Linked DNA regions of Mus musculus: region 1 is linked to region 2. Evidence: chromatin loops called from intact Hi-C (ENCODE). Cell type or tissue: left cerebral cortex. All regions are shown on one strand. Each heading gives the region's core, and the rest is flanking DNA. Links, peaks and the distances in the headings are about the cores only. Region 1 has its middle 43 kb from the start of Cyp4a12b. Region 2 has its middle 27 kb from the start of Efcab14.

Region 1 (5,382 bases), core at 152-5,151, 340 kb after region 2:
GCTACATTTGAGGGTGAGAACCAACTGTCTGGAAGCCTATATCCACATTAGTGTGTCTATAAGTGGAGACAGACCACCTGGAAGTTTAACAAGTGAGTGTGTTCCCTTCTACAAGAAGGTCAAATAAGAGGATATTATGATATTATGATTTGTATTTCCCACCAGCGGTCACTTTTTTATCCTTTAGTCTAACTTTAGGCAAGACTCAAGTAAAGAAATACATCAAACATGTTCTTTTTTAAAGTCTGGGTCAAACTGATAGGATCTGAGGGTGCTTTGTTGCCTCTTTATAAGAGAAAAGGATCATATTGGAACACCTCCAATGTTCCTTTGTACCCATCCCTGTCCCAAGAGCATCCTCTGGAACTCACTTTATCTTTTCTTTTCTTTTCTTTTCTTTTCTTTTCTTTTCTTTTCTTTTCTTTTCTTTTCTTTTCTTTTCTCTCTCTCTCTCTCTCTCTCTCTCTCTCTCTCTCTCTCTCTCTCTCTCTCTCTCTTTCTTTTACCTCATTTGTGACAATAGAAAGGAAGAAACCTTTTGGAACAGTTGCTCTTATTAATGGAGCCTTGAATTCTCTCTCTTACTTCCTCATTAGCAACTGTAAGGAAGGAGAGCCTTCTGACTATGTTCCTTTTTATTTTAATACATATTTTATTTAATTTTTATTAGATATTTTCTTTACTTACATTTCAAATTTTATCCCCTTTCCTCATTTCCCCTTGGAGCCTCCCCCCCCCCCATCTCATCCCCTCTCCCCCTGCTCACCAACCCACCCACTCCTGCTTCCCTGTCCTGGCATTGGCCTACACCGGGGCATAAAGTCCTCACAAGACAAAGGGCCTCTCCTCTCATTGATGTCCCACAAGGCCATCCTCTGCTACTTATGCATCTGGAGCCTTGAATCCCTCCGTATGTACTCTTTGGCGGTTTAGTCCCTGGGAGCTCTGGGGGTACTGGTTGATTCATATTGCTGTTCCTCCTATGGGGCTGCAAACCCCTTCAACTCCTTGAGTTCTTCTTATCTATGTAACTCCACATGACCTTAATACCCTTTGACCTGGAAAGATTCTGCATTTTCCAGGTGAATCATAGTCTGTGTAGGACCTGTCATTCAAAACAAATAAAGACTGTAGCCATGAGCTTTCCTACCTGCCATCTTTGTTTCCAGAATAATAATTCTGAGACTTAATTATTTATGAATAACTATCTAGGCCACAAGCTTTGGCTTGTTCCCTGACTAGCTAATGACCCATCTCTTTATTCCAGTCTATTTCTACCACATGGCTACTTACCTCTCCTCAGTTTCATGTGTCTCCTCCAAGCCCATGGTGAAATTTCTCTGCCTCTAACTATCTATCAGAGTTCCCATCTCTCTAATAGAACTCCCACCTTCTACTTTCTGCCTTTTGCAAAGGGTCATCAACTTTTTATTGGCAGGTGATGCTTCCACACACTGCACAGGATTTTATCCTTACAAAAGACCACCAGTGTAGTTTATATTGAGCCTAATGTGTCTGGGAAGCTTAAGGTAACTTCTAATAAGTATATAAGCTAGGGAATATCTTGGCCTCTCTGTGTGTCAAGCTATTCCTTTCTACTTAAATGTTTTTTCTGATGCCCTCCCCCTGCAAATTCATAATGTATCCATTCCTATTATGTCTCTCAATCTAGCTAGAAAGCAAACGTGATAGTTCACAAGGTGAATTTCCCATTTAAAGAGGGCTACCAGTTGGGCTGCATGGCATAGGAGAGCCTCTGTGTAATTTACCACATGTAACTTATATTTAAATCCTTGCAGTATAGAGAATAGCAAACAAAAAACACAAGAAAACAAAGTTGGAGGGAGATGGCCTTAGAATGCTCTTTTTCTTTAGCCTGTCTATATTATAGCAACCACAAAGTAAAAACATGTGTGGGAACCTTTTTGTGCACTGTGTAAAGGTTGTCTTCCTATTATTCAAATTTTTATTTCTGTACTGGCAGAGAGATGATTACTGTCTAGACTTTGGTATTGTTATTTTTAACGAATCAACATGTGCCTTAGTATCTTGTAAATAGATATCCCCATCACCTTCTGATTAGTTTAAGAAAGATCTGATGACCAATGGCTGAGGCAGGAGAGGAAACAGGATGTCTGGGCAGAGATGGGCTCAGTGGGAAGAATCAGGTACAAGAGGATTGAGCAAGTAGACACAGAGGTGGATGGGAGTGAACATGAGCAGAGAGGTAGACCAGGTCACTTGCTGGGATGTTGGAAGAATTAGTCAGGTTAGAACAGCTGAGGGACAAGGGTAGCCCAAGTTAAAGGCCTAAGCATTTAAAATATATGAGTCTCTGTGCCTATATATAGATAATGACTCCATGAAAGTCAAAAATAGCAGCAGCAACAACAACAATAACAACAACAAAATTAAGAGCATCCAGGGAGCAAAATACAAGACAGAAAAGTGTGGAGCAAAGAAATCTTGCTGTGTGTTTGTGTGTATGTGTGTCTACATTCTATCTCAGAGAGAAGAGGCCTGAAAATTTAGATAGAACAAGCATCAAGACCCATGGAACCTGCAACAATCTCCAGCCTCCCACCCAAGCAGGCTGATTCCATCTCATCTGCCACATTTGTCCCCACTGGCAGAATCCAGTCTGGCAACTGGCATCCTATCTTTGGTACCTTAGGATCTCTGTTCTTTTCCAAGACAGCCTGCTGCAAATTCACATGCAATTTCCTGGGTCTAGCTATCTCAAATATGTCAGTGCCCCCTGGTGGCTGGTCAGTGTTGGAGACACACCCAAGTCTCCTAACTCAAGTAGCTCAGCTAGTTAACAGCAATGTTGGAAAAATTTGAGTCAGTCTACCAAACATAGCTATCATTCCAACCTTAAAATACTTCATATCCAAAATACATTATTCACCTTGTAAATTATTAATGTTAGATAATCTGTGTGATATATAATATTTCTCTTTGCATTCTTTTTATTGAACACTAGGGCCAGAAGCACACTGAATTGTTGTAGAACAGTTTCCCTCTTACATTATACCACACATTTAAACATGCTTAAATGTGTTTGTGTTTATTGCTATGTAATTGGAACATAATTATAATCACTTGACTTGAAAATCATTATGCTAGTTTAGATGGAAAAACGTAGTCATTTTTATGTGAACTGCTGTGAACCTTTTAAGAATTCCTAAAGCTCGAGCCAGAGAAAAAACCAAGTGGCTGAAGGGGACTGAAGCCCCATAGAAGAAACATCACTATGAACTAAGCAGTACCCTCAGAGCTCCTTGGAACTATACCACCAATCAATGAAAACACATGGTGGAACTTGTAGCTCTAGCTCTATTTGTAGCAGAAGATGGCCTAGTTGGTCATCAATGGGAGGAGAGGCTCTTGGTCCTGTGAAGGTTCTATGCCCCAGTATAGGAGAATGCCAGGACCAGGAATGGGAGTTGGTGGGTTGGGAAGCAGGGGGAGGGGAAGAAGGGATAGGGGATTTTCGGAGGGGATACTAGGAAAGGGGGTAACATTTGAAACGTAAATAAAGAAAACATCTAGTTAAAAAAAAGAAAGAAGACTGAACGATGTGAAGCAAGCCAGTAAGTATCACCCTTCCATGGCCTCTGCATCAGCTCCTGCCTCCAGGTCCAGACTTGTCTGAGTTCCTGTCCTGACTTCCTTCAATGATGGACAGTGCTGTGGAAGTGTAAGTCAAATAAACTCTTTCTTAAACCCACCAAAAAGAACTGACATTTGTTCTTTTAAAAATGTTTATTGTTGGCAAGATTTTGCTGAAAGGACCCTGATATAGCTGTCTCGAGTGAGGCTATGCCAGTGCCTGGCTAATACAGAAGTAGATGCTCACAGCCATCTATTGATAGAATTCAGGGCCCCCAATGGAGGAGCTAGAGAAAGTACCCAAGGAGCTGAAAGGTTCTGCAACCCTATAGGAGGGACAACAATATGAACTAACCAGTACCCCTGGAGCTCATGTCTCTAGCTGCATATGTAGCAGAAGATGACCTAGTCGGCCATCATTGGGAAGAGAGGCCCCTTGGTCTTGCAAACTTTATATGCCCCAGTACAGGGGAACGCCAGGGCCAAGAAGTGGGAGTGAGTGGGTAGGGGAGCAGGGCAGAGGGAGGGTATAGGGAATTTTTGGGATAGCATTTGAAATGCAAATAAAGAAAATATCTAAATAAATAAATAAAATATTTATTGTGCAAATGGAATATAACAATTCATCTTTAATCCCAACCTTATCTTCTGTGCTAATTTTTCTATCTTCTGTACTTTAACTTTTTAATAACATAATATTTTTATTGATTATGTAGATATTTCACATAATGCATCCAATCAAATTCAGTTTTCAGCCTTCTCAAGTTCACCTCAGAACACTTGTGACCATCCCCTCCCCAAAGTCCAAATCACAAAACTGAACCACTAAAATATTCAAAACAAATACAACTAAGTTAAGATCTGAAAAGCCCCTTTCCTTCACCAGTCCACCAACCAACCCTCAAGGGTCAGAGAAGTAGGAAATAATTCCAGGCAGGTGAGAATCATTTCTCATCAAGTCATGGTTAGTTCCTTTGTATGGCAAATTTACCCAGTAGCTGGCTTAACAAAACTGTTTTGGAACTTCCTGTATCTTAACAAAAACTAAGAAATACATTTGGAATACCCATAGAGGTCACTAAGTTAGTAAGGTGCCATGGGAGAATTTCAAGAAAAGAGAGAAAGCAGGGGTATAAAGGATTTAAGGAGAAGGGTTAATGGAGCAAGAAGGGTTAAATTTCAGAGAAATGGAAGGACAGAGAAAAGGAGAGGATACAGGAAGTAATAAATAATAAAACATTTCAAAAAGGTCATATGGATCTCTCTACTACTGTAGAACACACACACACACACATCTATAGGAAAAGTCACAATGGAATTACCCTATTGTAGGCATAAATTTCTGCAACCAACTTTTAATAAGGGTTCAATCTCTCCTCTAGCCCACCAGCCAGCAGAGGAAGTGGAAGAGAAAGTTATTAGGATATGGGGGAAGTGGACCTGTTTAGCAATAGTTCCTTGTGGGTGAGCTCGATCTTCTTTGGCAGCAGTTCAGTCTCATAGCAAACACCAAATACAATTCAGCAGCTGCAGCTCAGTTCTCTAAACAGGCAGACACCAGGCATGAAGCATCGACTAGAGTTTAGTCCTTTCTACAAGCAGACAGGCAGCTGTAGCTCATTTCTGAAGAAATGGCCAGGCTCACTAATCAGCCTAAGGCAAGGCTTAAGAAGCAGCAAGCTGCAGCAGGAACCTCATGAGCAATTTTTTGGGCAGGTTTTCCTCAATGGCAGCATTAATACAAGTTGAGCTCAACAACGGTATGCA
Region 2 (5,382 bases), core at 160-5,159:
CATTCATCTGCTGATGGACACATTAGCTATTATGAATGGTGCTTCAATAAACATAGCTATGTGGGTCTCTGTAGTGGGCTGATTTATAGTTCTCTCAGTGTAGACCCAGCAGTGGTCTAGCTAGGTCATATGGTGTTCTGTTTTCAGGTTTAGATTTCCATAGTGACTGGAGCACTTACAATCCTATCATCAGTATAGAAGGCTGGCCTTTCCCCCACATTCTTGCCAGTGTTTGTTTTCTTAACGATTCTGACAGAGGTGAGAAAGAACTTTAATGTAGTTTTAACTTGCCTTCCCCTGATTGCTAAAAATGTTGAACACCCTTTTTTCATGTCTATTGGCCATTAGCGCTTTATCCTTTGAGAATTGTCTGTTGATTTCAATAGCCCATGTATTGACTGGATTATTTGAACTTTGATGTTTTTTCTTCTTTTTTGGTTCTTTACATTTTCTTTTTTTCTTTTTTTTTTTTTTGCCCATTTCTTTTTTTTTTCCATTTTTTATTAGGTATTTAGCTCATTTACATTTCCAATGCTATACCAAAAGTCCCCCATATCCACCCACCCCCACTCCCCTGCCCACCCACTCCCCCTTTTTGGCCCTGGTGTTCCCCTGTACTGGGGCATATAAAGTTTGCAAGTCCAATGGGCCTCTCTTTCCAGTGATGGCCGACTAGGCCATCTTTTGATATATATGCAGCTAGAGTCAAGAGCTCCGGGGTACTGGTTAGTTCATAATGTTGTTCCACCTATAGGGTTGCAGATCCCTTTAGCTCCTTGGCTACTTTCTCTAGCTTCTCCATTGGGAGCCCTATGATCCATCCATTAGCTGACTGTGAGCATCCACTTCTGTGTTTGCTAGGCCCCGGCATAGTCTCACAAGAGACAGCTACATCTGGGTCCTTTCAATAAAATCTTGCTAGTGTATGCAATGGTGTCAGCGTTTGGATGCTGATTATGGGGTGGATCCCTGGATATGGCAGTCTCTACATGTTCTTTACAGTTTCTAGATATTAATCTTTAATCCTCATCAAAGTTCCAATAACATCCTTTACAAAATAGAAAAAAAAATTCTAGGATTCGTATAAAAATCACAAAAAGACTCTTAATAACCCAAGCAATTGTGAGCAAAAAGAACAATGCTGGCTGGAGCCATAACTGATTCCAAACTATATTACAGAGTCATAGTTATAAAACCAGCATGGTGGTGGTTAAGAAACAGGGTCAGTGGACTAGAACCCAAAGATTAAAATTAAATCCGCACAGCTATAAACACATAATTAAAAAAAAAGATTTATTTATTATTATATCTAAGTACACTGTAGCTATCTTCAGACGCACCAGAAGAGGGCATCAGATCTCATTACAGATGGCTGTGAGCCACCATGTGGTTGCTGGGATTCAAATTCAGGACCTTCAGAAGAGCAGTCAGTGCTCTTAGCCACTGAGCCATTGTGGAGAGCCGTGAGCAATCGCCATTACAAGATGGTGCTGGCCTCCACTGTGCCTAACTGGTAAACAAGTAATGTGCGCAGGTGCAAGAGTAAATTCATGCCAAGTCACTGCCCACCCCGGGGCGTAGTAGTGGGGTGATGAGTGAGCAGCTAATCAGGAGCTGACACGTCACACGGAGGGGTATATAAGCAGCACCATTTTCCGGGTTTGGGGTCTTCCTTCAGATGAAGCAATAAAGCTTTGCTGTAGAAGAATCCGGTTGTCCGAGTGAATTCTTGCCGGCGAGATACTAGCTTGGGACAAGCCATCTCTCCAGCCCCAACACATAATTTTTAGAAGAGTAATTTTCCTTTATTTTTGAGAAATTTTATACACACACACATACATATATATGAAACATGGTAATATCCACCTCCCACTTTCCCCATCCAACTTCCCTCAAACCCCTCAACACACTTGCCTCCTAACCTCTTTTTTTTTTTTTTTTAATCTACTAAGCCTCAGTTGCTGCTGTGCACATTGTGTTTGGATGTTGGGGTGTGGGACAGACAATGGAGCATGGGAAATCTGTTAGTAGCACATATTGTAAACAAGGAAAAGAAGAAAGAGTGATTCTCTCTCCCCAGATGTAGCAAGTGTCAAGAGCTCCTCAGAAGGATGTGGCCTGGAGACCACCCTGCCTCCATCTAGTCTGGATTTTTTTAGCCATGTAATTTTGATGAAGACTTCAGAAACATATATTGAAGAAAAGATAGTGTCTTCAATGTAGTGGAAATGCTGGGAAAATGGAATATTCAGTGTATATGTTACTTTTTGTTGCTGTGATAAAACTTATGGCTGGACGTTACTTAAAGGAGAAAGAATTTATTCAGCTTCTGGTTCCAGAGGAAGAGTCAATAATGGCAGGGGAGGCAGGGGAGGCAGGGCAGCACACAGCCAATGCAGGAAGCTGAGAGATCACATCCATCTCCATCCATATATAGGAAGCAGAGAGTGAGCTGGAAGTAAGGTGATGCCATAGCTCTGAAAGCCCACCCCAACGGCATACTTCCTGCAGCAAAGTTTCTTGTCCCAAAGATTCCGTAACCTCCCAAAGTAGCACCACCCACAGGGACCATATATTTAAATATGTGAGCCTATGAGTGAAAGTTCTCATTCAAACCACTGCTCATTCATAGAAAAACAAAGTGTCTCTGCCTCTCACCTTGCTCCAAAATCAATTCAAAATGGCCTAATGTCAGCCCCCAAACTATGAAACCATTAAAGGAACGTATAGGGGAAATACTCCAAGATACATGCATAGACAAAGACGTTCCTCTTCCCCTGGAGAGGGACTACTGAAGTGCAGGGCCAACTTCTCAGATCCTCCTTGGGGTTTTGGATGCCCAACATCAAAGTGCTTGACCACAAAGCACTTGAGGTTAGCTTAGGAAAGTGTCCCAAAGGCATGGCCATTTGGGATTCACGGCAATTCTGAAATATGGTAGGGATTGTCACTCCATTCTTACAGCTAAGCAGATAGGCTCAGAGAGGCGAAGGGCTGCATGTACCTTCACACGGCCGCTGGATAGCTGAGATTGTTTGTGCTACACCACATCTACCTCCTTGGGGGATTTGGTAGCCAGCAGAGAGGCCAGACTTTGGCCTCGAGAGGCCAGACTTTGGCCTCTCTCCCTCCCCTCCGCCCCCCTCCCTCGCTCTCGCTCTCCCTCCCTCGCTCTTTTGCTCTCTTTCTCTCCCCCGTCCCGCCCCCAGTGGAGCTACCTCCTTTGGCCAGCAGAGGGAAGCACTGAAACATAGAAACATCTAGCTTAGCAGCTTGGTTTAGGATCCTCTCCCGACCAGAACTTCTGCAGAGTTTTAGGCAGATAACAAACGACAGACATTTACTGAACACAGTGTATCCAAGTCATAACTACATGTATTGCTTTAACCTTAAACAACTTTGCCTGACAGGGATACCCATCTCCATTTCCCAGATGGAATCTGTTTCAGAGACTGTCCGGTGGCCTTGGAGCTGGTATATGGTTTGCCTGGAATTTTGACCCAGGTTTTCTGGCTCTTGAGGATTAGTGCTTCCTCACAGTAGTCTCAGAACAAATGTTGGTGACTTAGTGGCATAGACTATGTCTGAAGCCTGAGAGCTGCAGCCTTCACTTCTTTAGATCAGAAACTGTAATTCTTTCATATCTTTACTTTCTAAAATTTTCACGACCCAGTGCGTTTCATCAATGTTGATTACAGGGCCATGGCTGAAGGATTGTTTACAGGCACAATCTGTACCTTATCTGTAACTAAAGGAAATATCTCTCCCTCATCAACTGAGACTACATGTAAGTCCTCAGGAAGGAAGCGTGCTTCCTTCTCCCTTCGATGGGAAGGGGGCGAAGGACCTAATCGTATGCAGATGTTGTGTAGGCGGTCGCAGCTGCTGTAAGATCATGAGCAGAACTCAGCATTCCACACGGATCCTTCACTTACTACATTTTTCTTCTGCATTGTTCCCTGATCCTTGGTTGGGTGGGTAGGACTGATATCCGTGTCTCACTCTTGACTGGATACTCATTCACTTGTAGCTTGTTATTTGCTGACAGCAGCACTCCTCCACCGACATTAACTTAGTTATGGAGAAGCAGATCTGTTTAGCAAAACAATAACAGTTGCTTCCCTGGTAGGTCACGTGACTTCCGCAGCCCAGGCCTTTTGACAGGATTTATAATCTCATAGTTCAGGAATTTTGTTTTGTGTCTGCTTTTAGATCTTATCATATTTGTGACTTTTAAACACATTATTTTTATTGAGAACAATTTATGCAACATAGTCTGATCATGCTCTTCCTTCCTCCAACTCTTCCCAGATCCTCCCCACCTCCCCATCTAACTCCAGGCCCCTCTCTCTCTCTTTCAAACAAACAAAATCAACAACGCCAAAATAAGAAAAACAAGAAATACAACACAAAAACATACATCACCACAAAAACATAGAAACAAAAACCAAAATATACATGCCAAAGGCCAATGTTAAAAAAATGCAAAATGAGGCAAAAACATCTACAAAGATACTGTTGAGTTTGATTTGTGTTGCTATCTACTACCGGGCTAGGGGCCTCCTCTGAAGTGTGGTTACTATAACCAGTGAGACTCCACTGGAGAAAACTGATTTTTTTTTTCCTTTGCCATCAAGTATCAGTTGCAGATAATCTTCTTGATTAGGCTTGGGATCCTAATCTGCTTCCCTCTCATGGTGTTGGGACCCTGCTTGCCTTGAACTTTTGCAGGCAGGCCCTGTGTGGGCTGCCATAGTGTCTGAGTTCATATGTGTGTCAATCTTGTTATGTCTAGAAGATGCTGTTTCCTGGAGCCACCCTTTATCTCTGGCTCTTACAGTCTTTCTTTTTCTGCATAGAATGTTGAGCCCTTAAAGAAGAATTTGATGAAGATATCCTGTTTATGTGAGTGCTCCAAAGTCTGTCACTCTTAGAGACTTAATCTTGACAGGAATCCCACTCAGAAGTAGAAGCTCTTAGGGAGGCCAGCCTATGTTTCCCCACAATCTATTCCCGGCAGTTTTCTCTGGCTTCCTTCATTTTCTTGGCCAAAAGTTTAATGTATTCTGCAGCTTCCTCCTTGCTTGTCTTAGTGCCCCCCCTCTCTCTGTTTCTCTCCCATTTTTGTTGTTGTTTTAAGACAGGATTTCTCTGCGTAGCTCTGGCTATCCTGGAACTCACTTTGTAAACCAGGCTGGCCTAGAACTCACAGAGATCCACTTGCCTCTGCCTCCTGAGTGCTGGGATTAAAGGCATGGGCCATTACCACCTGGCTTCTTAATGCACATTTCGTCAGAGCAACACATTAGCATTTGTGTTGTAGGATACTCTGAATCTTGGGTGCTTCGGTCCATGTTTTTTTTTTTTTTTTTTAAAAAATGT

Evidence for each region. Peaks named below come from ENCODE experiments on the same cell type or tissue, not always from the same donor. Only the 100,000 strongest peaks of a DNase experiment are listed, where the experiment ranks them.
Region 1: a loop joins it to region 2, with 5 times the contacts of the local background. A loop is called at or near these places in 7 of 42 quality-filtered maps.

The regions. Positions count from the first base shown.
Region 1 is chr4:115,365,637-115,371,018 of GRCm38, reverse strand. No RefSeq gene overlaps it. Among named protein-coding and RNA genes, the nearest start is that of Cyp4a12b, 43 kb to the left of the region's middle. In left cerebral cortex, for the core only: a CTCF peak has its summit at 2,757 (motif pointing left); a DNase peak (open chromatin) is centred at 2,713.
Region 2 is chr4:115,707,860-115,713,241 of GRCm38, reverse strand. No RefSeq gene overlaps it. Among named protein-coding and RNA genes, the nearest start is that of Efcab14, 27 kb to the left of the region's middle. In left cerebral cortex, for the core only: CTCF peaks have their summits at 1,339 (motif pointing right), 3,027 and 3,232 (motif pointing right); DNase peaks (open chromatin) are centred at 3,241 and 3,866.